Regions from separate parts of the Homo sapiens genome. Here region 1 is linked to region 2. Evidence: chromatin loops called from intact Hi-C (ENCODE). Cell type or tissue: GM12878. All regions are shown on one strand. Links, peaks and the distances in the headings refer to the core of each region. The heading gives the core; the rest is flanking DNA.

The links. A loop is a pair of places that touch in the nucleus more often than their neighbours do. Peaks named below come from ENCODE experiments on the same cell type or tissue, not always from the same donor. Only the 100,000 strongest peaks of a DNase experiment are listed, where the experiment ranks them.
Region 1: it touches region 2 in a loop (5-fold over the local background); 6 of 110 quality-filtered maps call a loop at or near these places.

What each region holds. Positions count from the first base shown.
Region 1 is chr14:89,376,292-89,391,974 of GRCh38, reverse strand. All of the region lies in intron 2 of FOXN3 (forkhead box N3), which reads left to right. Among named protein-coding and RNA genes, the nearest start is that of FOXN3, 33 kb to the left of the region's middle. RefSeq lists enhancers at 5,323-5,422, 5,803-5,852, 5,903-5,972, 7,644-7,843, 7,854-8,023 and 2 more. In GM12878, for the core only: a CTCF peak has its summit at 5,592; DNase peaks (open chromatin) are centred at 5,394, 5,705 and 7,704; H3K4me3 peaks cover 2,010 bases; H3K27ac peaks cover 4,282 bases.
Region 2 is chr14:89,323,771-89,339,453 of GRCh38, reverse strand. The region is part of intron 3 of FOXN3 (forkhead box N3); the gene reads left to right. Among named protein-coding and RNA genes, the nearest start is that of FOXN3-AS3, 19 kb to the left of the region's middle. RefSeq lists enhancers at 1-101, 8,101-8,150, 9,090-9,339. In GM12878, for the core only: no CTCF peak of the experiment used is centred there; a DNase peak (open chromatin) is centred at 7,813; H3K4me3 peaks cover 468 bases; H3K27ac peaks cover 4,785 bases.

The DNA of each region.
Region 1 (15,683 bases), core at 3,726-11,725, 53 kb before region 2:
ATTGCAGTGGTGCCATCTCAGCTCACTGCAACTTCCACCTCCTGGGTTCAAGCAATTCTCCCGCCTCAGCCTCCTGAGTAGCTGGGAATATGGGCACATGCCGCCATGCCTGGCTAATTTCTTTTACATTTTAGTAGAGATGGGGTTTGGCCATGTTGCCCAGGTTGGTCTTGAAATCCTGAGCTCAAGCAGTCCACCCACCTCGGCCTCCCAAAGTGCCAGGATTACAGGCATGAGCCACCGCGCCCGGCCAGGGTTCCAGTTTTATTAGCTACATAGCCTGCAAGCAGAGAGCACGGTGGCACCAACCAACCAGGCTGTATTTGGGGACTGTCGCTTATTTTTCATGCACTTGGTGCTGAGGCTTGAATTGGTACAATAAGATGCAATACCTGCCCAACATTTCTTATTCAGGGCCTAGTTAAACCTTGAACTGGGAAGAAGCAGCCTTTGTTTGGGGGAGCGTGTTCTTCTGCAGCAGATCCTTTTGGTTGAACCATGAAATAATAAGACTCGGTTTGCACAACTGTGAATGCCCAAGTTGGCTGAATTCTTGGTACAGAGGCAGAGGGACGGGATGCCTGTCTTTGGAAATATGAACGTACTGGCTGCTTTGTTCACGATGACTCAGTGTTTGTATGACCTTGGTTTTACTAAACATCTGAAGGCACTTTTGTCAGGTGTCCTCCATTTGCCCAATGTAACCGTATTTTATTTCTGAGACACAGTCGTGCCCTTTAACACAGTCTGTTTTTCGAGGAGGAGGATTCACTTACCGCCCTTGAAAACCAAGGTCAGTCTGGGGCTGGTGATGGGCATTTGGACTGTTCCTTGGGTTCAAGGTGATTTTCTCTTACAAAGTTTTCACCCTCTGTAATTGGCCTCGGAAGACCACACATAAATAAGGAAAGACAGTTTTCTGTATGCCGGTCCTCTTCACCTCTGGACTGTGGTGGGCTGGATCTACCGTTAACCTTAGCAACTGGAGAAAGGAGTTTCTCGAGACACTGTCTGCCTACCCTGTCTTCGACTCATCTGTTCTGAGGCTTTGGGCTTCTCTCAGTGACCCTCTTTCCTAAATAATAAGTACAGGAACTGTGGGAGAAACTGGACTAAGTGTAAGTCTGAACTTGGCCTTAGAGAGGGTCTTAGTCCTGCAAGCTGCGGGGGCAGCTCTCACCCTCAGAACTTCAACCGAGGCACCTCTTACAGCATCTGCAGGGGAGGGCAAGGGACTCTCTGGAAGGGTTTCTGGAGATTTTGGTCATACGAGTAGATTCAATTACTTTGGAGCTTCCTTGGGCCATTTTTATTTTCTGTAATACCTGCTGTTTTATTTTGCTAGGCTTTCCCCCCTAGAATAAAGGCACATTCAATAATAAGAATTTTGTAGTAGCCACTACTAAATGATACTGCTCGTCAGTTTGAAGAAAAAGCTAATTGTCAGCTCTGTGTTGAGATTTCCTTTTTTTTTTTTTTTTTTTAAAAAGCAGCTTAGAGAAAATCCCTGAACATAGTCTCCTGATTGAAAAATACATTAGTGGATTTCACTGCTTTATCATTTTCTTAAAGTAATAGTTTTCCTTACTTAAAAAATTATATGTATTAAATTATATTATTTATACATATAAAATTATATAGATAATATTTATATATATATAGAGAGAGAGAGAGAGAGAGAAAGAGAACGAGAGAGATCTATTGAAACATATGGCTGAAAACATGCCCAGTGCATATTTTTTTTTTTTTTAAAGGGAGTCTCACTCTGTCATTTTAGCTGGAGTGCAGTGGCATGACCTTGGCTCACAGCAGCCTCAACGTCCCAGGCTCAAGCAATCCTCCCACCTCAGCCTCCCAAATAGCTAGGACTACAGGCTTGTGTCACTATGCCTGGCTAATTATTATTATTATTATTTTTGTAAAGATGAGGTCTCACTGTGTTGCCCAGGCTGGTCTCGAACTCCTGAGTGCATGTGATCTGCCCACCTCGGCCTCCCAAAGTGCTGGGATAGCAGGTGTGAGCCACTGTGCCTGGCCAGAATTTTTTTTTTTGTTTATAAAAGTGAAAAACAAGGATTTATTTTATGACATTTTGTAGTTGTAAAGAGCCTTATTGTTCCTTGAGTCCAGCCCTCTGCTGTGGGCCAAAGGACAGGAGTCACCTCTGACCCGGTAGGGTCATTTCTGTGAGATGACTGGTGGATTTGCTAAGATCGTATATTGATGCCCCCAAGCTACCCTTTGTATGGTGAATTTGGCCACCTACACATCAACAAGTGACTATTTCTAGCCATCCCACCGTGGCCTGCCAGCCAGCAGATCAATTTCACCAGTTTTTCCGTCTTTGTCTTTATAGCACGGTTTATTTGTGCAATCATTTGAATTGTTTATGTGCTTTGCCCTTGTTTTATTAAAATGAAAGTGACAAATTAAAAAGGTTAATAATAGGAGTTAGAAAGAGCGTAATTCTCCTAAACACATCAATTGAGAAAGAGGGAAATCAATTGGCGTGAATCTTTGGTCTTGATTGGGCGCTTGTGGGATCTACCGCTGTGAAGGGAAAGGATAGAATGAAAGGGTGTTCATGAAATGCTGTGAAGTAATTGTGGATGCTTGAGTCTGAGACATTAGGTATATTTAGAGATTTTATAATCTTTCTTTTTTTTTTGTTTTAAGTACTCTAAAAAAGGGAATAGTTCTTTATACCTAAGAGATGCACATTGTAACATGTAAGTTTTTTTCACTTTCATACATTTTACTTCCAAATTCGTTTGCAGGAAAGAATCAGAGATGGGAAAAAAGAGGAATTGTCCATAAAGACAAATTCCTCCCAAACGGGCCTGTAAGTTCCCCTCAGGCTGCAGCTCTCCCTGCTGGAGTCTGCCTGGATCAGCATTTCCTTTTCACAAGAGCAAGCACCCAGTCACCCAGTCTCCAAAATCAGCCCTTGTAGTATTTCCTGAATCTCTGAGTTCTCTTCCCAGAGCCTCAGATGGCCCAGTTTTCTGTTTCTGGATCACCCGACTTTGGTTTTCTGGGATCCCTTGCTGAACTCTGCCTGGTGTCACAGTGCGGGGCCTGTGCTCTGCTGGTGCTGTTGAGCCACTGGTAGCAGCCTCGTCTCCCACCCCTGGTGTCTGTGATCCATCCAGTTTCATCATGTCTTCCCTGCTCAAGGGCTTTTCTCTTGGCCTCTCTCATGCATCTTCTTCTTGATTTTCCTGCTTCTCATCAAGCTGGCACCTTATTTATCAGGGTCCAGCTTTAATGACACCCCTTCAGAGAGGTCTTCTCTGAGCCCTCCTGCTCGCCTTCCTGGCAACACTTAGCTCCAGGTGCATTTACACATTTATCTGTGACTTGTTCATCACGTGTCTCCTCTAAATGTAAGCTTCACAGTCAGTCTAACCCAGTGCTTGGGACAGCGCTGTGTGCAGGGGGCTCCAGAGGTTCTGCTGAGTAAGTCAATGGCGCATTCATTCTCCTGGCTTCCTAGGCGCTGACCCTGATAACTTGATAAGGGCAGAGCCAAGCTCTTGGGCCCTGTGGCCCACACCCAGCAGCATCCCACACCCTGCTTGCAGCGGCCCCACTCTTCCATCCCTGAGTTGCAGGTGCAGCGTTCACTGTCTCCAGGCTCTGTCCTGGTAGCCTGGGCACTGTCATTACTGTATCCTTTGCTCAGATGGCCTCAGTGATTGCTGCCATCCATGGAAGTGAGTTCTCATCTCCTCCCTGACTTTCCAGGCCCCATGGAGTGTGTGTTCGCCCATTTAGGCTATCTTCCCTCCAAGACGGAATCTTGTTCTGTTGCCCAGGCTGGAGTGCAATGTCGCAATCTCGGCTCACTGCAACCTCCACCTCCTGGGTTCAAGCGATTCTCCTGCCTCAGCCTCCCAAGGAGCTGGGACTACAGGTGCACGCCACCACGCCTAGGCTAATTTTTGTATTTTTAGTAGAGACAGAGTTTCATCATGTTGGCTAGGCTGGTCTTGAACTTGTGACCGCAGGTGATCCACCCACCTGGGCTGCCCCAAGTGCTGGGATTACAGGCATGAGCCACTGTGCCCAGCCCCATTTAGCCACCTTATTTCATGTTGCTTCTCTGTAGTGTGCCGCTGCTAGACGCAGGTGGGTGCCTGCCCTGCCCTGCAGAATTCACCTTGCATGGTGCACATGGTTCATGCTGGCTTTACCTGCTCCTCCTCCCTCTTCTTTCTGTATACCCCAGACCAACTCTGTCCTAAGGGCTCCGTTTAAAGCCCATTTCCTTAATGGAATCTACTCCTGATCTTATTAATCTCTCTCTCTCTCTGGCCCTTGGCAGTTATAGTCTGTCTATGTAGTTTATAATAAACTTTATAATAAAGTCTGTCATCTAATGAAATAAGGAGCAGAGCAGATGAGTTTCAGGAGGGTGGAAGTTGGAGTCAGAGAGACCTAGGGCTGAATCTTTGTTTTACGACTTGCTAGCTGTGTGTCCTTCAGCAAGGTAATTACTGTTAATGAGCTTTACGTTCTCATCTCTGATATGAGAGGATAATGCCTTTCTCACATGGCTGTTTAAAGATTAAATAATGATAATACAACTCCTGGAATATAGTACACACTCAGTAAATATTATACTGACGGTCATTTCCTTCATGTTGGTGCTATAGATTGAATTGTGTCTCCCCCCTAATTGGTTGGTTTGTTTATTGATTGATTGATTGATTGATTGAGACAGAATTTTGCTCTGTCTCCCAAGCTAAAGTGCAGTGGCACGATCTCGGCTTACTGCAACCTTCGCCTTCTGGGTTCAAGTGATTCTTGTGCCTCAGCCTCCCGAGTAGCTGAGACTACAGGTACACCACCACATCTGGCTAATTTTTTGTATTTTTAGTAGAGATGGGGTTTCACCATGTTGGCCAGGCTGGTCTTGAACTCCTGACCTCAAGTGATCCACCTGCCTCGGCCTCCCAAAGTGCTGGGATTACAGGCGTGAGCCACCATGCCTGGCACCCCCCAATTTATATGTTGAAGCGCAAACCCTCAATGTGGAGCTAATTAAGGTTGAGACCATACGGATGGGGTCCTAATCTGATTGGATTGGTGGCCTTATAAGAGGAGGAAGAGAGATCACTCTATTCATGCACGCACACCAAGGGCAGTCCCCATGAGCACACAGTGAGAAGGCAGCCGTCTTCTCACGAAGAGAGTCCTTACCAGGAACTGAAGCTGCTGGCACTTTGACCTTGGACTTCCCAGACTCCAGAACTGTGAAAAAGTAACTTCTGTTGTATGAGCCACGCAGTCTGTGGTATTTTGTTCTGGTAGTCTGAGCTGACTAATAGAGTGTGCTTTGGCTCTAATTAGATGATGATTTGTTGAGCTGGCATTGATTGAGCCCTTGTTAGGTGTTGGGCACTATCTTACTTAACCTGACCTGTCTAATCTCTCAATTCTCAAAACCACTTTAGAAGTTGGTTAAGTTACTTGCTAAGTTCCCCTAGCCTAGTAGTGCCAGGATTAGAACTATGACTTCACGTTGCAGCCCTGTGAAATGGCACCTCCTGCAGTTGTGCAGGGCAGGCCTCTGCGGCTGTCCGTGGACGACCTTGACAGATGGGAGACCACATGTGTGTCCCTGACTCCAGTGCTCCTGCTTTCACTAGAGAGCAGATGACACACTCCTCGATGTCAGGGGAGTTGCCTTATATTTCATTTCTGGTGGCACTTAGCAAGTGCTCTGTGCACAGGAAGCAATTAAAAAATAATTTTTGGTTGGTTAATTTTCCCCAAACACTTAGCTCCTCCTACATCTGGAGAAAGAGTGAAATTTTCACCCACCCTCCCGAGCTCCCCCGTGTGCATCCTCTGAGCTGTTTGCTGTCAGCGAAGGCATTTGCGTGTCAAACCTACCCATAAACTTGCTGAGTTGACAAAAGCAAAGAGAGATCAAGTTTTCAGTTGTTGGAGAGTAGAACCGTTGTGAGTCTGAATCTGCAATTCTTTTATTCTCTCAGTGAGTAGAAGTGAGTCTTTGTGAGGATGGCCTTCAGCCAGTATCTTGACACCTCAGTTACGTAAGTAGTTCTCATCTTGTTCTCCTCTTTTGCTTTTTTCTCCCTCTCATGTACACTCACAGTAAGAGGCCTGAGAGAACGTTAGCCAACTCCTTGTTTTTTGAGACAGAGTTTCACTTTTGTTGCCCAGGCTGGAATGCAATGGCATGATCTTGGCTCACCACAGCCTCCGCGTCCTGGGTTCAAGCAATTCTCCTGCCTCAGCCTCCCAGGTAGCTGGGATTACAGGCATGTGCCACCATGCCTGGCTAATTTTGTATTTTTAGTAGAGACAGGGTTTCTCCATGTTGGTCAGGCTGGCCTTGAACTCCCGACCTCAGGTGATCCATCTGCCTCTGCCTCCCAAACTGCTGGGATTACAGGCGTGAACCATGGCACCCAGCCCTCCTTTTTTTTTTTTTTTTTTTTTTAAATGTTTGCCTCAGCTTTTGTTATTCAGAGAGAAATTGGTCTCATCTGCCTCAGGACACGGATGGCTTTACCTATAATTAATTAAGCCTTTTCCTCTCTGAAGTTGATGGGTTTGGACTTTTGAAAAAGATGGGCCATGTGGCATCTTAACTTAGGCTCAAGGTGATAGGGTTATAGATTTTAGACCTCCCGGACCCTCTCTATAGATATTGGCCAATATTCTTTATTAGCATGTTTATGTAGGTATTAGCCAGTATTCTTTATTGGCACATTTATAATTTATACCCCACTTCCTTTTCATAGGGCTTGCCATAAGACATATAGGTCACAATCAGGTCGCTAAGGTAAAAATTGAAAATAGACAAATGCAGTAGAGAGAGGGGAAAGCAAATATTCCAAATTCTTGACCTAATATATTTGTTGTGATTGAGTGCCTGACAGCCAAGGCAAAAATGGAAACTCGGCAGATTCCATAATTCTCCTTCCCTGGTAAGATGCCGACTTAGGGGAGAGACATAATCTCCAGGTGCAAGTTTATAAAAAGATTTCATTGTAAGGCTGTTTCTCCATGGGATATAAAACCATGTAATTTACAACACGTACAGCAACCTTAGCTCCAGTTCAGAGAGCCATCAAGGCTGTTGTTCCTGCCATTAGTCATGACCTTATCCTTCTCTGCCCCTAGCTAAGGCCTGTTCATCCTGTAGACTTTGACAGCCATCATCGCCTCCAAGAAGTCTGCCATGATTCTCCCTGCTCAGGCTGGGTCATGTCCCTCTTCTCAGTGGAACCATAAGACAGGGCTTATTTTTATCTCTGCATCTCTGTATTGCTTTATATATATATTTTTACAACTAGATGAGGTATTCCTAGGACTCATTCCTGGTATTGTGGTAGGTGTGGGGCTGATGTTTGTTGAAGAAAGGAAGTTTTTTTTAATCTAGATTACAAAAACAGTTTTCCAAGTGGATGAAACCATGTTATATGAATGAAAGTCATTAGTTGTTTTTTAGTGTCTGCCCATAGTAAGTAGCTTGTCTGTGACTCAGAATTGTATGTTCCTGGTACGTATTAGAAGAGCTGGTTGTCAGATGCAGACTCAGGAGACTTGGGTTCTGGTCCTGATTCTTCCACTAAGTAGAACTATCACTTCAGCATTTCACAGGCTTAGTTTCTATATCTGCAAAGTGAGCACAGTGAAGCAGGCTGGTGGGCGCAGAGGTGAGGAGTTGATCTCCTCTCCCACATGCCACGCCCAGGGCAGCCATCCATCGCTGGCCACAGCTGTCATCCTCAGCTGCTTCTGTGAGCACCATTCTCAGAAGCCACCACCAGTCCCTTGGGGCTGGCATCAGAGAAGAAGTCTGTTTAACATCTGTGGAAAAGGTTACCTTTGAGGTTCTTTCAGCTCTAATGATTGTAGCATATCCCCTGATGTTCTCTGTTATCACTGTAGTGGGCTGAAATGTCCCCCCCCACCAAATTCATGTCCACCTGGAGTCTTATTTAGTGACCTAATTATTTTAAAATAGCATTTTTTTTTTAGCTGGGCATGGTGGTGGGCACCTGTAATTCCAGCTACTCGGGAGGCCGAGGCACAAAAATTGCTTGAACCTGGGAGGCAGAGTTTGCAGTCAGCTGAGATCGCACCATTGCACTCCACCCTGGGCGACAGAGCAAGACTCTTCTCAAAAAAAAAAATGAATACATAAAAATAAAAATAGGGTTTTTGCAGATGTAATTGGTTAAGATGAGGTCAGAATGGATTTGAGTGGGCTCTGAAGTCATTGACTAGCGTCCCTTACGAGGAGAGGAGAGGAGAGGAAAGGAAACAGATACGTGGGGAAGATGACACAGGAAGAGACTGGACCAATGCAGGGGTGAGCCAGGGAGTGCCAAGATCGGCCGGGGGCCGCCAGAAGCCAGGAGGAGGCAAGGAAGGATGTTCCCCAGGTCCTGTCGGCTCCTTGATTTCACACTTCTGGTCTGTGAGAGAATTTCTGTTGATTTAAGCCACCAAGTTTGTGTTAATTTGTGATGGCAGCTCTGGGAAACTATTGAAAGTAATGGCAAAAACTGCAATTATTTTTGCACCAACCTAATTTGGTGCAATACACTCACCTCTGATTTTTGTCGTCATTTTGCCTGCTCTATCAGGCTAGTGTGTCCCTCTTCATGTCTGCCTGGAGAAGCCTCATGCATTGGAAGATGTCTTTTTTGCCGTGTCACATGTGGTAGAACCTGACATTTCTCTGCCTGTTCGTGAACATTTAGACATTGATAAAAGCTCATTTTCCCAATTAATAGATGAAAGCATATGAATTACTTTATATTTTTGAGGGACATATGTTTAGTTCAGACTCCCTGAGGTCTTATTCAAATTATCAAAAAACCTGGCTACCGCAGTGTAATTCACAGATGGTACTGACTCTAGCCAAAAAAGGAAAAAAAAAAAAAAAAAAAAAAAAACACCACCCAAAACTGTGCTCCAAACACAAAACTGCTTGAGTGTTCTGAGCAATAGAGTATCGAGGGAATGGTGTTGGGTGGATCCCTGCTGGGGAGCCTCCTGCTACTGCTTCTCCCGTCTTGGACCCAGGAGGGCACTTCCTCCAGCTGGGGAGTTTCTTCACCGTCCCTTTCACGTACATGTCATCATCAAGGAGACCTCCAAGCTTTTGTCTGTGTTTTCTGTGCCTCAAACACCATCCCCTCTTTGCCAAGCGGTTTCATATGTTATCTAAAGAGCTCAACACTCTGTAAAGTGGCAATGATTGTTCCATTTTATGGATGAGGAAACTGAGGGTCAGAGAGGCAATTAGGTAACCGATCACAGGTGACACAGCTAGGAAGGAGCAGAACAGAATCTGAACTCAGATCCTTCCTATTCCCAAACCCACGTGCTTCCTGCCCCACCTGAAAGGGCATTTGTGGGTGGGGTAGGGACAGTGGCTTGAGCCAATGCAGATGAGTATAGATGCATTTGGAGAGAAAACTTGTAGAAGTGGAGAACATGAGGGAACAGAGATGGGTTGGCATAAGAGAAGGCCAGAAAGATAGGAAGGTGCCATGTTGGGAAGGGCTTGACTTTCAGGCTTGGAAGTGAGGGTGTTTTGTGTCTCTACTGGGGAACATTTGAAGGCTTGGAGCACGGAGAGGCATGGAGTGTGGGAGTGGGATTTGAAGTATAATGAAGTAGAGTGATGGGTCAGCGGTCCAGCCGGGTTATAATGAAGGATGGAATTAGGTTGGCAGCAAGGTGTACACTTGGTGACACCAGACCTACTGTCACAGAGGTAGAACCCACAGGCTCTGATGATAGCTGTGGGGGTCATAGGGTAGGCAGACAAGGAAGGGAAGTAAGAATCTAGGTTTAAGTCTGCTTAGAGGCGAGGGGAATAGGGAGGAGAATGGATTTGGTCTGACAAGCAGTGGGGCAAGGTGATGAATGGGTTGTGGTCTGGCCATGATGGACTCAAGGGGCCAAAGGGTCATCTAGAGAGGATAATCAATTGACAGGCAGATGTGTGGGCTGCAGACACACCAGGTCAAGCTTAGGAGTAGTTGAGAGGATCAAGCAAAGGGCCTGGGGCATTGCCGCCCCTCCCTCCGTCCCTCCCTTTCCCCTTCCCTTCCCCTCCCCTCCCCTCCTTCTCTGTTGCCCAGGCTGGAGTATAGTGGCATGATCACAGCTCAGTGCAGCCTTGAACTCCTGGACTCCAGAGATCCTCCCATCTCAGCCTCCTGAGTAGCTGGGACCACAGGTGCGCACCATCACACCTGGCTAATTTTTTTAATTTTTTCATAGAGATGGGGTCTTCTATGTTGCACAGTCTGTTCTCAAACTGCTGGGCTCAGGTGATGTTCCTACCTCTGCCTCCCTAAGTGTTGGGATTACAGGTGGGAGCCAGCACACTTGGCCTGTACCTTCACTTAAGCAAACCTTTTTTTTTTTTTTTTTTTTTTGCTTTTTGAGGCTTTTTTTGGGCTGCAGGTGCAGGGCCTAGCCAGACTTGGCAGCACACTTTACATGGCCAGGATGTCGGGCAATGTTAGAATTAGTTGGAGAGGGCTCTTATGGTTATGTCACCAGATGTTGGAAAGGCTTTAGTTATAAAATTAAAAACAAACCTATCATCTGTGTGATTTTGTAGGCCTCGGGGTTCGAGGTATCCTGTGAGTCACCCAAGGAATCCTGGGAGTACATAGTCCACAGTAGACAATTATTATTGCTATTTGTCAATAATATCTGAAGATGACTGTTACCTTTGTGGTGATTTATCTTAGAAGGAGGCTTTTCTCCTGTGTTTGCTGAGTTTGATTTGAGTCTTTTTTTTTTTTTTTTTTTTTTTTGAGACGGAGGGAGTCTCACTCTGTTGCCCAGGCTGGAGTGCAATGGCATGATCTTGGCTCACTGCAATCGCTGCTTCCTGGGTTCAGGTGATTCTCGTGCCTCAGCCTCCTGAGTAGCTGGGATTATGGGCACACGCCACCACACCTGGCTACTTTTTGTATTTTTAGTGGAGATGGGGTTTCATCATGTTGGTGAGGCTGGTTTTGAAACCTTGACCTCAAGTGATCCATCCGCCTCAGCCTCCCAAAATGCTGGGATTATAGGCATGAGCCACCACGCCTGGCCTGACCACACCTGGCCTGATTTGAGTCTTAACATGTAGAGCTCTGGGCATCTCAGGACTGGTTTTGCCCCTTGTCCACAGGGGAAGCATCTTCAGTAGTGATTCTAAATGTGACTTAGAAAACTGCCCATGGTCTGTGAGGCTGACAGTGTCATTGCCTCCGCTCTTTATAGGACGGGGTTGTGGGCACCCTGGTGCGTGGCCTCAGCATGCTGAGTGAGAAGCAGGTGATTGCTGATACGACTTATAAGGGGTGTGGTTCCAGTCGCCTTCATGCTGGGCGCACAGACGGGCACGGTGTACGGGCTCACTGGACTGCATGGTCAACATGGAGGTCTTTCTGAGTTGTGCAAAATGTTCTTCTCAGGAAGCTTGACTGCTGTTTGATGTTAACATGATTGAGGAGTTTAGGCTTGACTAAAGTCCTTTGGTATCCCTGTGAAATAGGACTTTGTGTTAGTACATTCTCACACTGCAAATAAAGACATACCTGAGACTGGGTAATTTATAAAGGAAAGAGGTTTAATGGACTCACAATTCTGCGTGGCTTGGGTGGCCTCACAATCATGGCAGAAGATGAATGAGGAGCAAAGGCATGTCTTACATGGTGGCTGGCAAAGAGAGAACTTGTGCAGGGGAACTCCCATTTATAAAACTGTCAGATCTTGTGAGACATATTCACTATCACAGAACAGTACGTGCCCCTATGATTCAATTACTTCCCCCCGGGTCCCTCCCCCGACATGTGGGAATTATGGGAACTACAATTCCAGATGAGATTTGGATGGGGACGCAGCTAAATCATATCAGACTTTAACAAGGAACAGACCTTAGTCATCTGCAAGTAGTGAAGTCAGTGGTATGGGAAAAGGTACTGTTATTCTGCGTTTGAATTGAGCTTGGCCAGGCACAGTGGCTCACGCCTGTCACCCTAGCACTTTGGGAGGCTGAGGCAGGTGGATCACTTGAGGTCAGGAGTTTGAGACCAGCCTGGCCAATGTGGTGAAACTCTGTCCCTACTAAAAATAAAAAAATTAGCTAGACATGGTGGTGGGCACCTATAATCCCAGCTACTCGGGAGGCTGAGGCAGGAGAATCCCTTGAACCTGGTGGTGGGGAGGGAGGGCGGAGGTTGCAGTGAGCTGAGATTGTGCCACTTCACTCCAGCCTGGGCGAAAGAGCGAAACTCATCTCAATAATAATAATGAAAAATAAAAATAAAACAAAACAAAATAAAATAAAATGAATTGAGCTTATATTTTGGGATTCCCTTTCTGCCAAAGCTGAGTAGTTCTTCATGCTCTGGAGCAGTGGTTCTTAACTGAAGGTGATTTTGCTCCCCAGGGCACACTTGCCAAGGTCTGGAGTTGGTTGTGAGATTGTCGGGGGAGCGGTCTACTGCATCCAGTAGGTAGAGGCCATTGATGCTGCTCAGTGTCCTACAATACACAGGACAGCTCCCACACAGCAAAGAATTACCCGGCCGCAAATACCAATAGGGCTGAGATTGAGAAACCACGGTCTAGAATCCAGCAAAATCTTTCGATCTTCACCACTGTCGACTGGGGAGGGCTCAGCACAACTCATGAAGCCATGGGTTTCAGCACAGCCAGGGAAGGTCCCCGAGTGAAGGTCAGATGGGGAGAGGCCTGCATGGCTGGCACCGAGGAGACACAGCCAGACCAGTAGCTGCATGCTCTTGGGCAAGCTCTTCCCGTCTGAGTTTAGTTTCCTTAAATGCCAAGTGAAGAAAGCCAGCCAGGGTATCACGAAAACCCTTTCTAGAACTCATATTCCAAGATTCTGGCCCTGACCCTCTATTCTCATAACCTGGGCATGATTCAAGAAATGTGTGAGCCAGGCACAGTGGCTCATGCATGTAATCCCACCCCTTTGGGAGGCCAAGGCAGGTGGATCACTTGAGGTCCAGGGATTGAGACCAGCCTGCCCAACATGGTGAAACCCTGTCTCTACTAAAAATACAAAAATTAGCTGGACGTGGTGGTGTGTGCCTGTAATCCCAGGTACTCGGGAGGCTAAGGCAGGAGAATCACTTGAACCTGGGAGGCAGAGGTTGCAGTGAGCTGAGGTTGCACCACTCACTCCAGCTTGGGCTGCAGAGCGTGAGACTCTGTCTCAAAAAAAAAAAAAAAAAGTGCAAAAAGAGATTCAATGTGACCTCATTTTCCCTGCCTTTCTCCTTTCTTCCTAGTTTTTATTTGCATTTTTTTTGTTCCAAAAGGGAGAAAATGCACACAGTTAAAGAAATATTTAAATTGTCCCCTCTTATCATGATAAGCCTGAGAATGTTTCTTTTATGTCAAGGAGAAATGACTTTAATATATATTTGAAACGTTTCTGCTCAGCGATGAAAAATCCAATGTCAGATCACTTACAGCAGGCAGACTTGGGCGTTTTAAGCATCTCTCCCAGGATATCATCCAGGCAGCAAGGGCTGTCCCCAGACCTGTCTGGCTCTGAGAGAAGGAGTCCTGTGGGTGCACGAGAGAGAGCCTGTGATTCCAGCATGTCTGGGTATTCCCCAGCTGATGGTGCAGACATGACATCATCCTGAGTAGCTATCTTAGCTCCCACCCCCTACATGCACACTCACGTACTATCCTGGGAGCTCTTGATTTTCTGTATCAATGAATGGATAATATGCACAAGGTAGCAAAAGCTGTTCTTCCTTTTGGATTAGGGGAACCATCTTTCTCCTTTTGCTGGAAATCTTCCCTATCATGATGTTACTGTGCTAGTGCAGACATAACAAAGTACCACAGCCTGGTTGGCTTAATAAAAGGAATTTATTTTCTCACAGTTCTGGATGTTGGAAGTCCAAGATCAAGGTGTCAGCAGGGTTGGTTTCTTGCAGGCCTCTCTTCTTGGCTTGCAGACGGCCGCCTTCCCCACATGTCTTCCACATGGTCTTCTCTGTGTATGTCTGTGTCCAAACCTCTTCTTAGAAGGACACCAGTCATAGTGGATTAGGGGTCACCCTAATGACTTCATTTTCCCAATTACTTGTTTAAGACCCTGTGTTAAAATAGAGCCACATTCTGAGGTACTCGGGGCCAGGGCTTCAACACGTGAATTGGTTTCAACATACGAGTTGTGCAGTTCATTTTGTAACACCTGTGGAGATGGGTAGAGGGCAGGTTCTCTCTGCAATAAGGTTTTACAGATGGTCATTTATCTTCTGCTTCTTTCTTTTCCCTTCTTATTTTTTACTGTGAGAAAATTCAAACATGCAGAAAAGTTGCAAGAATAGCAATGAGTAATTGTTAACATGTTGTTGTATTTGCCTCCTCTTTATGTGTAGATTATATGAACTGATGAAAACAAAGTTTTAGGCATCATGGCACCTCACCTGTAAACTTTTCAGCATGAAGCTCAGAACAAAGACATCCTTTTCTATAACCCCACGCTATTGTCACACCTAAGAAAGTTTCAAATAATTCAGTTCGATGTCTGTCATCTAGTCCATATTCAGATTTCTCCAGTTGTCCACTAAGACCTTTATTTATTTATTTATTTATTTATTTATTTTTTACCAGCATCCAGTGAAGATGTGGGCACTGCTGTTGGTTTTTATATCTCTTTAATCTCTTTAGTCTGGAATGATCTTCCCATTTTCCTCTCCCCCTCTGATGACACCGACTTTTTTTCTTTTTTCTGAGACAGTCAAGGCCAGTTGTTTTGTGGAATGCCCACATCCTGAATTTGATGGATTATTTCCTTGTGGTGTCTTTCACCTTGCCTTGTGTCCCATGGAAGTCAGATCCAAATGCTTATGTAGGCTCAAGCTTTTTTTTTTTTTTTTTTTTTTTTTTTTTTTTTTGAGACAGAGTCTTGATCTTTTGCTCAGGCCGGAGTGCAATGGTGCAGTCTCGGCTCACTGCAATCTCTGCCTCCCGGGTTCAAGAATCAAGCAAGTCTCCTGCCTCAGCCTCCTGAGTAGCTGGGATTACAGGCGCCTGCCACCATACCCACCTAATTTTTGTATTTTTAGTAGAGACGGGGTTTCACCATGTTGGCCAGGCTGGTGTTGAACTCCTGACCTCAGGTGATCTACCCGCTTCAGCCTCCCAAAGTGCTAGGATTATAGGTGTGAGCCACTGCACCCGGCAGCTCAAGCTTATTTAAACAATTGCCAGGCAATGCTGGGTGCTTCTTAAACCATTATGTCTCACCAGGTTGTCCACTGTTAGTGACGCTAAGTCTGATCAGCGGCCAAGGGTGGTCATGCTGATCTCTCCATTGGAAGGTGTGTTTTTGGCAATGAGCACATAGCCTACGGAGAGATACTTGGGCACTGTGTGCATAACCATTGATGATTCTTGCCTGAATTATTTTACCGAAAGTTGCAAAATGGTGATTTTTCTAATTCTATCATTAGTTGATATTCCTGAAAAGGAACTATAATGACCAATTTTTACAAAAAAGAGTTGGTGTAATAATCGCCTCTAATGGTGGCAAATAAATATCTGTCTGTGACTATCACTATGGACTCATGGGTTTTTATTTAGTCAGTTGTTTTATAATCAATTATAATAATTGTTTTGATGCT
Region 2 (15,683 bases), core at 4,111-12,110:
TGCAGGTTGGCCAATGTCGCAGCAGGCTCAGAGCAGATCTTAGTTAGGTCTAGAAAGAGGCTCAGGTTAGAGCCTCCCTGGGCCACTCACTAGCTGTGTGACCTTGGACATGTTACCTGAAGCCTCTGGTCCCTGAGCCTCTGTTTTGTTACTCATTGTGGCATAAGAATACTTGTCTTAGGCTGGGCGTGGTGGCTCACACCTGTAATCTCAGCACTTTGGGAGGCCGAGGCGGGCAGATCACCTGAGGTCAGGGGTTTGAGACCAGCCTGGCCAACGTGGCAAAACCTCGTCTCTCCTAAAAAGAACAAAAATTAGCTGGGTATGGTGGCAGGCACCTGTAATCCCAGCAACTCACCCAGGAGGCAGAGGTTGCAGTGAGCCGAGATCGCACCGTTGCACTCCAGCCTGGGTAACAAGAGTGAAACTCTGTCTCAAAAACAAACCAACAAAAAGAATACTTGTCTTAAACGAGTGCTTTAGGGATTAAATTAAGTAAAATGATGTACCAAATGCCTAGCCCTTGTGCCTGGCCCAGGGAAAGTCATTGAATTTGATTTCTCCTTCCTCACCATTGCCACTGTCTTTTAATAATTGTGCAGTCTTGTTTCTGCAAATGCTGCATACCAAATATTTTTTTTCTTTGAGACAGAGTTTTGCCCTTTCACCCAGGCTGGAGTGAAGTGGTATGATCTTGGCTCACTGCAGCCTCCTCCATGCCTCCCTGCCCACCCCCAGGTTCAAGTGATTCTTCTCCCTCAGCCTCCGAGTAGCTGGGATTACAGGCACCCATCACCACACCTGACTAATTTCTGTATTTTTAGTAGAGACGAGGTTTCACCATGTTGGCCAGGCTGGTCTTGCACTCCTGACCTCAGATGATCTACCCACTTCGGCCTCCCAAAGTGCTGGGATTACAGGCGTGAGCCACCGCGCCCAGCCGGCTGCATACCAGTTTGGCCCTTATATATATGGTTTTGTATTGTGAGGAATCTTTTTATACTTTATGTTCTGTGCTTTCCCCTAGATTTAAGATCTGTGAAAACCAGGACTGTTTGCAAGTTCTCCTGGTGCTATAAACTTCACATGTAGGTGTTATTCAAAATATATTATTTATCAATGATTTCTCTTAGAATGCATAGCATAGATTATAAGAGTAGTGAAAAATATTTTCCTTTAGTTGCTCTGGGATGCCAGAAATCATTGGCTACCCTCCTCCCCTTTACAGTCACAAGTCCAGATGTTTGGAGGGGGAGGGAGAAGCTGGACTCTATGAAAGACAATTTAGCAATTTTGCAGTGTTGGTGTTTCTGACCTTCCATCTACTTCCCCATCTGTCTGCCAAGGTCCGAGTGTCCCTCTGGGTATGCACGAGGCCAGACTGTTTGGACCTGGTCATTCTTCAAGCCTAAGACAGGCTGCCCAGGGATAGAAAGGTTATAAATTCCAGGCTGTTGACTCCAAGGCACCAAATATTGTCACAGGAGGAAACTTTTTTGCAGCTGCTGTAGAAAATGTAAATGTGGCTGGGCACGGTGGCTCACGCCTGTAACCCCAGCACTTTGGGAGGCTGAGGCAGGCAGATCACCTGAGGTCAGGAGTTCAAGACCAGCCTGGCCAACATGGTGAAACCCCATCCCTACTAAAAATACAAAAATTAGCTGGGCTTGGTGACACGTGCCTGTAATTCCAGCTACTCAGGAGGCTGAGGCAGGAGAATTGCTTGAACCTAGGAGGCAGAGGTTGCAGTGAGCTGAGATTGTGCCACTGCACTCTAGCCTGGTGACAGAGCAAGACTCCGTCTCAAAAAAAAAAAAGAAAAGAAAAGAGAATGCAAATGTGCTGACGGTGGTGCAGGCCAGGAATTGCTCCAGCTTTGTCTTGTTCATTATTCCTTTGAAAAGAAGCCTCCCTCTGCTCCTCTGTACATTTCTGCGGAACTGGCACTTGAAAGGTAAGGCGCCGGAGCTCTCCCTGCCCCAGTCATAATGGGAAAAGTTTTCACCCCAGGCCAGCCCAAACACTCAATTGTGTTCTTTCTCTACCAGATACATAATCCGTGTTTAAATCTCTTGGCAGTCACTCATTAGTTTTTTTCCCCTACATTCTTTTCTTCTTTGATGAGAACAAAGCCCGGCTCCTCCCAGCTCCCAATCTTGCTTTTCTCTCCCAGGAAATCTCCCTGTCGCACTTTGATCCCATAGGAAGAAAGTCACCCAAATGCTATCCTTCTCTACCTGCTAAAAGAGGAAGATCGCAATTCTTTGTACTACCAAATCTGTGTGCAGAACTCACAAATCTGTGGTGCCAGAGGTCCTGATTTTTCTGGAGGCATTCTGGCGGCATACCATGGCCTGACTACCTAAGGACCCCTCTCTTGGGCACCTCCCCCTCCCTGATTTTTAATGGATTGTTCTTGAGAAAGGAAGGATTGGACATACGGTGACTCCAATGGAATTTTATTCTTATTAAAGCCCTTTGAAGTTCCCTCTTTCTAACACCACCCTTTCTTACCCTCACCCCTTAGATGTGGCATGTTCCATCATCAGAGTTGTTGAAGTTAAAGTTATAGGAAAACCAACCTGAATTTCTCTAATACAACTCTTTGATGTAGAGTAAAACAAAAATCTATTTCCATCCGATATTCTAGGCTTCTAAGAAATGAACTATGAAAGTAAGCTGTTTAGCACTATAGGACTGTAAAGAATTTTAAATTTATTTTATTCCATCTGCTTTGGACTCCAAACCATTCTGGATTTTGATTGAGAGGCAGAAAACCAAGCATTTATTGGGCACCTACTGTGTGTCAGACTTGGTATACAGACAGCATGTGAGAGGCTATCACGTGCCTATAAAGAGCAGGTCACACAGCTTGCAGATGGCTGAGCTGGGACCTGAGCCGGCCTCATCTGACTGTTCTGACCCCATAGCCTGAGTTCTTCTCAAGGTAATTTGCCACCTTGTGGTCACTGTCTTCTGCAGAAACATTCTTCGATGAGCTTTGGAAAGGAAGAATGACATATCACTTGTTAAAAAGGAATTTAGGGTTTGTAGCATAGTGAGAGTAAGAGAGATGGGAGGTGAGAGTTCCTGCCATTGGAAACTGGCAATGGTGAGGAAACAATGACAATTAGAGGGAGAGCCATGGAAATTGATGGGGGAGGCGTGGGGAGGAAGCAGAGAGGATTCTGTGTGGATGGATGAATGGATGGATGGATGGATGGATGGATGGATGGAGGCACCGTTAGGAGAATGGGGAAGGGGTGACTAAGGATTATGAATGTGTGTGTGTGTGTGTGTGTGTGTGTGTGTGTGTAAGGATCACTTCTGTTTTAGACAAAATCGAAAAGCGAATGTAGGGTGGGGAGAATCACACAATATTTTAGGGATTATTTATACGTTTGTTTAATAAGAAAAAAAGAGAGTCAAACCTCACCATATTATAAAGCTTTCTTGCCCATGAATTCTTCTTAGAGCAAATGAGGGTTTCCTCTTGTTTTGTTCCTCTTAAACTCTCAGTCATTTTGGGAATAAATGTCTATACTTCAGCTATCTTTCTAATCATTTCTTATATGTATTTGTTTTTGATATGTCTGTAGGGAGAACTGACAAGGACTCTCACCATCTTTTGAATTTAGTTTTTTTAAAAAAAATTATTGTTGTTAGAGCAACATATTTTGTTAACATTCTTTAAAAATGAAAATCTCTCTAACCACCGTCCTGAATCTCTAATATTGTACACAGTAAATATTTGTGAAATAAAAATGAATAGATATAATTAGCATCCTTTTATTTGATATTGAAGTCATAAAATGGATTAAAGACACAGGGTTAATTTTATTTTGTTAAGGAACAAGCAGTGAAGATTCTTCCAAAAATGCCTGGCTGATTTCTGGTTGACCCAAGTGTATAAAAATTAAGCTCTAAATAATTATCAAAATAGTGTCTGTAAATAGCATATTTGCTGAGGCAAGACTTAGATCGTAGGAATGATGAGCACTGTTGGTCATTTTGGCTGTGCCAAGTTCAATAGACCACTTGTGGCCAAACGCTACATGTGAGGATGTTTTCAGTAATCTAAGCAGGTGTAGGAATGACACTCAGTTTGAGAGACTCAACTGAAAGTAATGTGCTGGACCACTGAGTTGTTTTACAATTAGTCTTGGAAAACTTGGGGGTTTTTGGTCCTTCTGTGCCCCCAGCTTTATTGAAATATAATTGATGAATAAAAATTGTGGATATTTAAGGCGTACAGTGTGATGTTGTGATACACACATTGTAAAATGATTACCACAGTTTAACATATCTATTACCTCATATAGTTACCATTTGTGTGTGTGTGTGTGTGTGTGTGTGTGTGTGTGTGTGTGTGTGTGATATGAAAATAGTTAAGTTCTACTCTTTTTCAGGTCTGTAATCCCAGCACTTGGGGAGGCTGAGGCGGGCAGATCATGGGGTCAGGAGTTCAAGACCAGCCTGGCCAAGATGGTGAAACCCCATCTCTACTAAAAATACAAAAATTAGCTGGGTGTGGTGGTGCACGCCTGTAATCCCAGCTACTGGGGCGGCTGAGGCAGGGAATTGCTTGAACCTGCGAGGCGGAGGTTGCAGTGAGCTGAGATCGCACCATTGCACTCCAGCCTGGGTGACGGAGCAAGATTCTGTCTCAAAACAAGGAGCAAGATTCTGTCTCAAAACAAAACAAACAAAGAACAAAACAAAACAAAACAAATCTACTCTTTTATTAGCAAATTTAAAGTATAAAATACAGTATTATTAACTGTAGTCTCTGTGCTGTAAATTAGGTCTCTAGGGCTTTTATTTTATTTTATTTTATTTTATGTTTGATGAAGTCTTGTTCTCTCACCCAGGCTGGAGTGCAGTGGCATGATCTTGGCTCACTGCAATCTCCACCTCCCAGGTTCAAGCCATTCTCCTGCTCCAGCCTCTCGAATAGCTGAGACTACAGGTGTGCACCACCACACTTGGCTAATTTTTGTATTTTTAGTAGAGACAGGGTTTTGCCATGTTGGCCAGGCTGGTCTCAAACTCCTGACCTCAGGTGATCCACCTGCCTCATCCTCCCAAAGTGCTGGGATTACAGGCGTGAGCCACCACATCCAGCCAACTTACTCATTTTATAACTGCAAGTTTTTACCCTTTGACCAACATCATCTCGTTTCCCCCAGCCCGCCTCACTCCCCAACCCCAACCCCTGGTAACCACCCTTCTATTCTCTGTTTCTGTGAGTTTGCCTTTTTAAAATTCCATATATAAGTGAGATCATGTGCTATTTGTGTTTCTGTGTCTGGCTTGTTTCATGTAGCATGATGTCCTCTAGGTCCATCCATGCTGTCAAAAATGGCAGGATTTCCTTCTTTTCTAAGGTCAAGTAATATTCCTTTGTGTGTGTGTGTGTGTGTGTGTATACCACATTTATATACATATATATATATATATATATATATATATATATATATATATATACACACCACATTTTCTTCATTAATTTATCTGTCAGTGGACACTTTGGTTGTTTCCATATTTTGGCTATTGTGAATAATGCTGCAATGAAATTGAGAGTGCCATGCAGATATAGTATCTCTTTGAAATAGTGACTTTATTTCCTTTGGATATATACCCAGAAGTGGAATTGCTGGATCTTATGGGGGTTCTGTTTTTTTTTTTTTTTTTTTTTTTTTTTAATAGTCTCTCTGTGTTCACCCAGGCTGGAGTGCAGTTGGCGCCATCTCGGCTCACTGCAACCTCTGTCAAGCGATTCTCATGCCTCAGCCTCCCAGTTAGCTGGGATTACAGGCAGGCGCCACCATGCCTGGCTAATTGTTTTGTATTTTTAGTAGAGATGTGGTTTCACCATGTTGGCCAGGCTGGTCTCGAGCTTCTGACCTCAGGTGATCTGCAAGTGCTGGGATTACAGGCATGAGCCACCACACCCAGCTGTTCTGTTTTTAATACTCTAAGGAACCTCCATACTGTTCTTCGTAATAGGTGCTGAGCCTTTTTTTTTTTTCTTTTGAGACGGAGTCTCGCTCTCTCACCCAGGCTGGAGTGCAGTGGCGCGATCTTGGCTCACTGCAACCTCTGCCCTCTGAGTTCAAGTGATTCTCCTGCCTCAGCCTCCCGAGTAGCTGGGATTACAGGTGCCTGCTAATTTTTTTTTGTATTTTTATTAGAGACGGGGTTTCACCATCTTGGCCAGGCTGGTCTTGAACTCCTGACCTCGTGATCCACCTGCCTCGGCTTCCCAAGTGCTGGGATTACAGGCGTGAGCCACCGAGCCCGGCCTGGTGCTGAACCAAATTACATTTCCACCAACAAGGTATTAGAGTTTCCTTTTCTCCATGTCCTCACCAGTACAGACAGTCTTTCTGATAGTAGCCATTCTTACAGATGTGAGGTGGTATCTCATTGTGGCTTTATTTGCATTTCCCTGATGATTAGTGATGTTGAGCACCTTTTCATATACCTGCTGGATATTTGTGTGTCTTCTTTAGAAAAATGTTTATTCAGGTTCTTTACCCATTTTTAAACTGGGTTATTTGTGGGATTTGTTTAGTTTTTTGTTTTGTTTTGTTTTGCTGTTGAGTTGTATGAGTGCCTTTCTATTGTGGATATTAACTCTTTATTGGATATGTGCTTTGCAAGTATTTTCTCCGTCCTGTAGGTTGCCTTTTTCATTTTGTAGACTATTTCCTTTGCTGTACAAAAAACTTTTTAGTTTGATGTAGTCCCACTTATGTTTGCTTTTGTGCCTGTACTTTTGGTGTCGTATCCAAAAAATCATCGCCAAGACCAATGTCATGGAGTTTTCCCCCTTTGTTTTCTTCTAGTTTAACAGTTTCAAGTCTTAACATTGAATTAAAGTTTTAATCCATCTTGAGTGGATTTTTGTCTGGAAAATTTCGTTTTAACAAAGTCTTTAGACCAGCATTAAGGGACAAGGAGTGAAGCATCAGAATCACAAGAGGGACATTAAGAAAATTATATAGGGTGTTGATGGTGGGAGAGGCCATGGAGACCGGGGATGGGGGTAAGGGTATATGGGAACTGACTGTACTTTTTGCTCACTTTTGTTGTGAGCTTAAAATTTCTCTTAAAAGATGAAGTCTGTTATTAAAATATATGTATATAATTTTCCTGACCCTGGAGAGCTGGATATGGTATTTAAAATCATTGACTTAGTGAGTCATAGTTAACTGTGCAGGGTGTCTGCCCCTCTCTGCGCTGTTCAACAGAAAATACATGTTGAGAATTAGTGTCTTAATCATAGAATATTGCAGCAGAAAAGAACCTAAAATCACCCAGTTTAGAGTCCTTAGGTGGGACACCACATGAACAGCTTCCTGGGGTTGTTAGGACTTTAGTTTTGAGTATACATGAAGTTGCCCGTGGTCAATAAGTTTGGGAAACGCAGCTCATTATAACTTCTTTGTAGTAAGCCAAAATTAAGATATTTCCTACATTTTATCAAACAGACATTAAAAAAATCACAGCACACTGATCAACATATTCCAAGGAACACCAATTTGGGAACAAGTAATCTAAAATAAAGATTACCACTCCGTAATGGGTTATGAAATCAATGTAGGGGTTACAACTATCTTTTTGTTTTACAAAAAATAATACAGTAGAATAAGAAATACCAGAGTGCATTGCACAGAGGAGGCTATTATTTTGTGAAACCTTTGTTTCAGTTATGTATGGTATATTTGTGTGAACTCAGTCAGAATGAAGCCTATTTGTTACTATAAATGGTGGCCAAAAATACGCTGGAGAAGACTGGTCTGATTCAGTTCCTCAATTTTACAACTGAAAACACAGAGGAGACCCATGTGGTCCTAAGATCACACGGGGAGTTAGTAACAGATTGAGTCTGAGTCTGTTCTTCATCCTCAGTCCCCTTCACCACTGCTTTTGCTAAATCCATAGACCATCCTGTTTAAAAAGCAACACTCAGGGAAACAACGCAAACGTCCATCAGCAGGTGGTGGATGAACAAAACGTGTCTTGTACAGACAATGGAATATTACTCAGCCTTGGAAAAGAATGAAATTCTGACACAGGCCACAACATAGATGAACTTTGAACATTATGCAGAGTGAAAAAAGCCAGATACAAAAGGACAAATATCATATGATTCCACTTATATGAAGTTTTCCTAGAATAGACAAATAACATAGAGACAGAAAGTGGATTAGTGGTTACCAGGGCCTGGGGGAAGGTGGGAATGGGGAGTTAGTATTTAATGTGTACAGAGTTTGGGATGATGAAGAAGTTCTGGAAATAAATAGTAGGGATGGTTGCACAACAGTGTGAATACACCAAATGCCACTGAACTGTATGTACACCTAAAAAATTGTTTAAGTGGCAAATTTCATATTTTGTGTATTTTATCACACATTCCAAAATGAATCTAGGCGCAAAAGAAGAAGAGGAAACAGAACAACGTAGCATTTCTTGTAGACAGACCTCATTTCACATTCCAGCAGCCGTTTATTCCTTCAGCCTACCCCTTGGTGGGCCCAGGTCCTGAGGATTCTGAGGCAAACAGGACAGGCTCCCTGGCCTTAGGAATCCATGGAACCGACTGTGGCCAAGTGTGGCCTTGATTCTGGAATCCCTGGCAGGTGATGACTGCTGGCATTTCCACAGGTGATGCATTTTACAGCAGCGAGTGATGCTTAGCCAATGACCTTTCATGTGCTAATAGCTCTGATTTTTCCAATTGCAGCATTTGGATAAACCCACAATTTGCTTTTGGAATGCCAAGGAAAAACATCGTTTATGGTTTTTCTTTTGGTCTCACCCCTTTCATCAGTTGGTCTTTAGCCTTAACCCATAAACAAATAGCCTTTTCTCTCTTTACTCTTCCCTCTTTCTTTGCAAGACCTCCAGGCTCCCTGCAAATGGCAATTCAAGCGACATGCTCCTACCCACAAGTTACAGTGATTCACGCTGGCTCCATTCTGTACTCTTGCTTCACATGTTTGGATATGAGAGTCAGAAGACTCGGGGTGAGCCAGAAATGAGGTCAGGGGCAGCTGGGTAGCAGAAGCGGGATGTCTGTTTCTTTCTTGTAGCTGACTTAAGATTTTTGATACTCCCAGTGCAGGGCAATTTCTGCCCGTACAAGCTGTGGCAGATAGGAGTCTACCGCTGGCTCTATTTGAGGGCATTGGAGATTTCTTACTACCTGGCAGGCACCCCTGTGCTTCTAGCCCCTCCACTGTTATTGACAAACAGGTTTGTGCTTCCAGCCACCCTGTCAGAATCTCTGCAGCCCTCAAGTCAGCAGCAGCATTAAAGGAAACCTGGAGGATGTCTCTCTAACTCCACCAGTGAAAATAGTTAACTGGGCTTACTGGGAGCTAAGAAAATAGTTTATTTTTATGTTACATTGAACTTTACCACAAATGGCGGGGGAGCAGGGATGGCTGGCACACATCATGATAATGATCTTGAAACCGTTAGCATAGTCTGTGAGTTTTAGGTCCACCCAGGGTTTTTCCGCCTTGGTACTATTGACATTTGGGGCCAGATAATTCTTTTTTTTTTTTTTTTTTTTTTTTTTTTTTTTGAGACTGAGTCTCGCTCTGTCGCCCAGGCTGGAGTGCAGTGGCACGATCTCGGCTCACTGCAAGCTCCGCCTCCCGGGTTCACAGCATTCTCCTGCCTCATCCTCCCTAGTAGCTGGGACAGGTGCCCGCCACCACACCCGGCTAATTTGTTTTGTATTTTTAGTAGAGACAGGGTTTCACCATGTTAGGCAGGATGGTCTCGAACTCCTGACCTTGTGATCCGCCCGCCTCGGCCTCCCAAAGTGCTGGGATTACAGGCTTGAGCCACCGCGTCCGGCAGGGGCCAGAGAATTGTTTATTGTGAGAGGCTGTCCTGTGCCTTGTAGGATGTCTGGAAACATCCTTGGCCTCTACCCACCAGGTACCAGTAGCACCCCCACCCACCACCAAGTTGTGGTGATGGAAAACGTCTGCAGATATTGCCAGATGTTCCCTGGGGAGCAAAACCAACCCCAGTTGAGGACCACTGGCACACCCCAAATCCCTTCTGCTATGTTCCGAGTTTTAAATGTTGAGGACTTTTTCCATGGATATTCTGGAAATAATAATGAAAAAGAGCTTGGGGTTTTGGTTTGATTCCTGCTTTATTAGTATTAAAGGGTGTGTAAGCATCACAGCCTGGGAAAAATTAACACCTACTATCTATGTCAGAATGAATCTGTTACCCATGTACTAGGCTTGGTTCCGTGAGGGGTGCTATATCTTGGGCAACATGATTTCTGGTGTGGTCCAGCTGCCGAAGAATTGCACAGTGGTGAGGGTCGGTGGCCTCTCTTATATCATCTACTTTGCTGTATTTCCCAGATGGCAGGCCGAGGCCTTGCATGGTTATAAGCTGAGCACAGGAGCAGGTAAGCTGAGATGGAGGAGGCCTGCATCCGTGGCCTCTGAGTACTACTTGTCCTCTTTTCCTTCTGTGCCAGTCCCATGGCTGAATGACATAGGCAGCTTATTTCATTGCACGTCTTATATCTTTCTCTTCCACATCTAAATGGAGGATGGTACCTGCTCTTTATCTTGTTATCACCTGTCAAGCTCTACCCTTGTCGTGGTGTCAGTTATTTGAGATCATGGAATTATCTGTGATGTAATTACCTGTTCTGGAGCCCCAGATGGATTCCTAAGGGCCATCCTCCAAAAAGCCAAGCCTCCGTTTCCCTTTGAGGCTGTGCTAGTGGGAATGTGTCTTTGCCCATTCATCTAGTGCTGCTGGTGGGAATGTCTCTTCTCCTATTCATCCAGTGCTGCTGGTGGGAATGTCTCTTCTCCTATTCATCCAGTGCTGCTGGTGGGAATGTCTCTTCCCCCATTCATCCAGGGCTGCTGTTGGGAATGTCTCTTTAACCATTCACCCAGGGCTGCTGTTGGGAATGTCTCTTCACCCATTCAACCAGGGCTGCTGTTGGGAATGTCTCTTTACCCATTCACCCAGGGCTGCTGTTGGGAATGTCTCTTCACCCATTCATCCAGGGCTGCTGGTGGGAATGTCTCTTCCCCCATTCATCCAGGGCTGCTGTTGGGAATGTCTCTTTGCCCATTCATCCAGGGCTGCTGGTGGGAATGTCTCTTCGCCCATTCATCTAGGGCTGCTGGAACTCCTGTGTGCCATGCTTTGTGCGGGTTACTTGGGATCCTTGATGACTGAGCCAGGTTTCCTGTCATCAGAGCGTACACCTCCAGTTAGAAAGATGGACTTGTAAACAAATCTAATGTAACATGAGACTTGCTTTCGGTCATCTGTACAAAAGTGCTGTAGTTTAACGATCCTGGCTGTTTTGAAGCTCTTCCCAAGTATTGAAGTACTGAAACACAGTGGTGACATTTTGGAAGGCATTAGCCTGTGGTCTGGGAGAATGCTATTTGGGAGTCTGAAAACCTGGGTTTTTAGTGTTGACACTGGCCCTGATTAGCTGTGTGCTAATTCCTGTAAACCTGAGTCACTTCATCTTAATGGACTTCCCTCCCTAGGTTTATAAAATGAGGTGGTTGGGCTAGATCATCTCTAACGTTCCTTCTGATTCTGGTAGCCTCTGCTTATTATAATGTTTAAAGACTGGAAACTTCGAGATTAGCCAGCCTTTGTGAGGAGGATTTATTGTAAGTTTTTAAAGTGGCTTCCCTGCTCATTTGTGCCTTTGGGGAGACTTGGGCAACTCTGGTATGGTCAGAAGCCTAGCAACACTTTGAGGCCCCATCTGAGGGGTAAACTAGTAGTCTGAAAGACTAAACAGATGTCTTGCCCTGAAGTTCCAGAAGAAAGATACCATCTGTAAATAGCCTCATCAACTTTCATAGGGCTTTTGGCGGGTAGAGGTGCCTTTTACCATTATCCTTCTGTCCACTTGTGGATTTGTATAAATCCATTAGGTTAAAATTATCCATTCCTTTTGCTCTTGAAGCTGTAGGTCAGTTTCCTGCCCAGTTTAAACCTTGTCGCATACTTGTCACTTTTAAATTCTGTAAGCACCATCCTCAGCATTCCAGGGCTGGTAACCCCAAAGATGGCAGCAGCCAAGCTCCTAGCAAGGGGCACCCAGTCAGGGATAAGATCTGTAGTCGTTAAGCACATCATATAATAATGGTAGATAAATATTTGGAGCATTCTTCTCTCCTTAGTGTACTTCTTCATATTTCAGTTGCTTTGTATATAAATCTCACCTTTTCTAAGGAAACATTATATGATCTCTCACTGCATGTCATAATAAGTTTCCCGGACCACCTAGATGATACTTGGCAATTATGGCCTCATGTTGTGGTCCTATGTGTACATGTGCTTTTTCTCTTTCAGAATTGGACTCATCTCTTGGAGCCAATGATTGCATCTAATCACCAGCAAAGACCCCACAGCTGGGTTGGGTGGTGCGTGTGTGAGCATGTGTGTGTGTGCATATTACGTACCCGGGAAATGTTGGCGGGATAGATGGATCACAATGTCAGGCACGGGAAGCACTCAATAAATAGTTGTTGAATTGTACCGAGTTGTAGTGGCTAAATATTTCATGGTTCTCTATTCTTCCTACTTTATGCCACTTACCATGGGCTAGAAAATAAGATGAAGCTGTGTTTGCATTGAATAGTGGTAAGTGGTTGCTGGTTGTCTGAAGAGTCATAGAGCTTTTAGTGGTTTTACAGCTCTGATTCTTTTTTTTTGACAGCAATGTTTACTATTTCTGGCCATTATGTACACTAATATAAAAATTTAATTAGACTCTTTCTTTTCAATTAATTATTACAGCCCTGTTTGTTTGCTCTCTCGACAGAGCCTGCTTTATGGGAACAGGAGAGATCAATTTTCTATCACAAAATTCATTACTTTTGACTAAAGTCCAGTGCGCCTGTGAGTGTGTGCACCACTCTTGATGACTTCCCGGGCAGCCAGAGGATTGTGGATTCTGCCGAGTATTAAAGTAGCCTTGGTGAAGGGATGCTTTTGATTCAAGAAGAGTTTGATTTGATCATTGTCCTTCTCAAAGCAGCACATGAAGCAAAATTAAAATTCTGTACAGTTCCTGGGGTTGAAAATATACTTGTGTCTTATTCATTCCTCATGTTTAATATTTTCTTAAGCATCCAGAGAGTTGGAATTGGGTATAGATAGAATATGTAAAGGCTTCTGCCTTAGGAAAGCTATTTTCTTTGACAGCACCTATAAAAGAAGGTGTGTGCTCTGGGAGGGCAGGGACATGGTAGGTTTGTTCTTTACTTAGCTCCAGAGCCCACACAGTGCCTGGCGCTTGGTAGCTGTTGAGTAAACGTTTGTTGAATGAGAACGCATGAGATACAATAGTTTTGCTTTACATCATTGATAAAAGTGTTCTTTCATCACCGGTAAAAGTGTTTTCTGGATTAAAAGTTCTCTGTGCCTCTGTCTCTAATAATTCCCCATGATTAATGTCTTAGATGGAGCTGTTTTCAGTGTTGGGAGACGCCAGACCTGTGTTGAGAGTGCAGCCATGCTATCTTACTTGACAGGACAGGGGCTAGGCTTGGTCCCCAAGAGGCACAGGTAATGCCCAGCTCAGTTCATTGAGCCCCCAGGGGCAGAGCATCATCTTGGGACTCACACACATCTTGTGCAGTTCTATACCTGCCACTTCACTAGCTCTGTGATGTCAGGGCCTGCAGTGTCACCTCTTCTGTTCTCTGTTCACTGATCTGTAAAACTGGGCCAGTAGTGTCTACCACCCACAATGGGTAGTGTCTATTCAATGAGATCACCACAAGTCATGTCCTCTGTACAGAGATAGTTCAATAAATGTATCTGTTTACAACTCCTTTCCCTTCCTGTGATGTTTCCCTTTAACAAAGAGGGTGGTTCTCCACCCTCCATTTAGAACTGTTTCACCTCTTACTCTTGCATGAGATAGGGAAGAAGAAGAAAGGGCCCCAGTAGCCTCAGTCTCTGGGTCTCTGACATGATACAGTGCAGAGTTAGAGGTTAGACCTGTGTGGTGATAATGGTGGTGGTGATGGTGGTGGTGGCGGTGGTGGTAGTGGTGGTGGTGGTGGTGGTGGTGGTGGTGGTGGTGGTGGTGGTGGTCGTGGTGGTGGTGTTGGTGTTGGTGGTGTTGGTGTTGGTGTTGGTGATGGTGGTGGTGGTGGTGGTCGTGGTGGTGGTAGTGATGGTGGTGGTGGTGGTGCATGTGTGTTGGCATGGGCATGGGAGCAGGAGCCCGAAGAATAGCATAGCTCAGCAGAACTTTCTGCAGTGGTGGAAGTACTCTGTGTCTATGCTGTCCGCTGTGTAGTCACTAGCCACATGTGGCTTGTTGAGCACCTGAGATGCACCCAGTGTGCCCATGGAATTGCATTTTTAGTTTCCTTTAGTCTTCATGTAACTAATCCCATGTGGCAAGAGGCTACCATGTTGGACAGCGCCACCCTAGAGCCTTGCTATGGCCTAAGGATGTGCAACGTGTGCGTTTCCTGGGAGCCTGGGAGAAATGCAGAATCTCAGACGTCACCCCAGACCTGCTGGATCTGAACCTGCTTTTTAATACAATCTCCAGGTGGTTTAAGAAACACTGGGCCAGCCTTGAAACCTCTCAGTGTCTTTCCAGAGACTTCCAGGCAGTTGTGCTGGTCAAGGATGGAAGGTTCTTGCTGTCTTCTTTGCCTTCTCAGCTGTTCTCACAACCTGCTGTGGTTTTCAGGGGACCCATGTGTGTGGGTCCCTGTGGTTAAGAGATCAAAGAAAAAAGTTCTGTAGCTGTCATCTTAGGATGAAACGCTGTTTTGTGTATTCCTCCTCATAAACCTCCTTAATCTCTGTATTCCTATATTCTCTCCCCAAAGGGTAGCTCTGCTGTTATTTTCTCATGTATCCTACTGCCGCTTTGTTTTCCCTGCTAGTAAAGATGTGGGTACATACACACACACACACACACACACACACACACACACACACACACGCACACACTTAGCTGTTTCAAACCAAATCAGTATGTTTAGGCTGTGGTTCTCTTAATGCTTCCCAGCACTCTGGCTAGTGATCAATATTTCAAAAGCCTAAGTAGCATTTTCTCTTTAAGTGAAAATGTCCCCCCACCTCCCTGAATGTATTAATAATTTCTATTCCGTAATGGTGCTAATTTAACCCATCAAAAACAATAGTTACAGAAAACTTTGCAGATTTCTTTGATGCCCATTGGAGAAATCACTTTAGCTAATGGGCGTGTTGCTTGGCTATTACTGATATTCGGCAAAGCTGGGAATTGGACTATATGTTTAATTATTTTGGTGGATACTTTTCATTCTTGAATGGCTCACAGACATCACATGGTGGTGGCTTAGATGTTGTCTATATGATGTCTGTTGCAGGTTGCAACTTAAGCTGTATCTGAGGAGTTGCCCAGGGCACCACAAGGAAACTGAAGCACAAAGGCACCACGCTAGAGGTCCCTGCCTCTAATGAGTCTCTAAAACACATCCAAGGTTACAGTGCTAGTAAATGACAGAGCCAAAACTTGGACCCAGCAGCATGGTTCCAGTATCTACACTTCACCACCACCCCCAATTGCCTTTGCTCTCTGTCAGGAACTGGCCCCCTCTGCTACCCACTGTGCCTGCTCCTTTAGATCGATG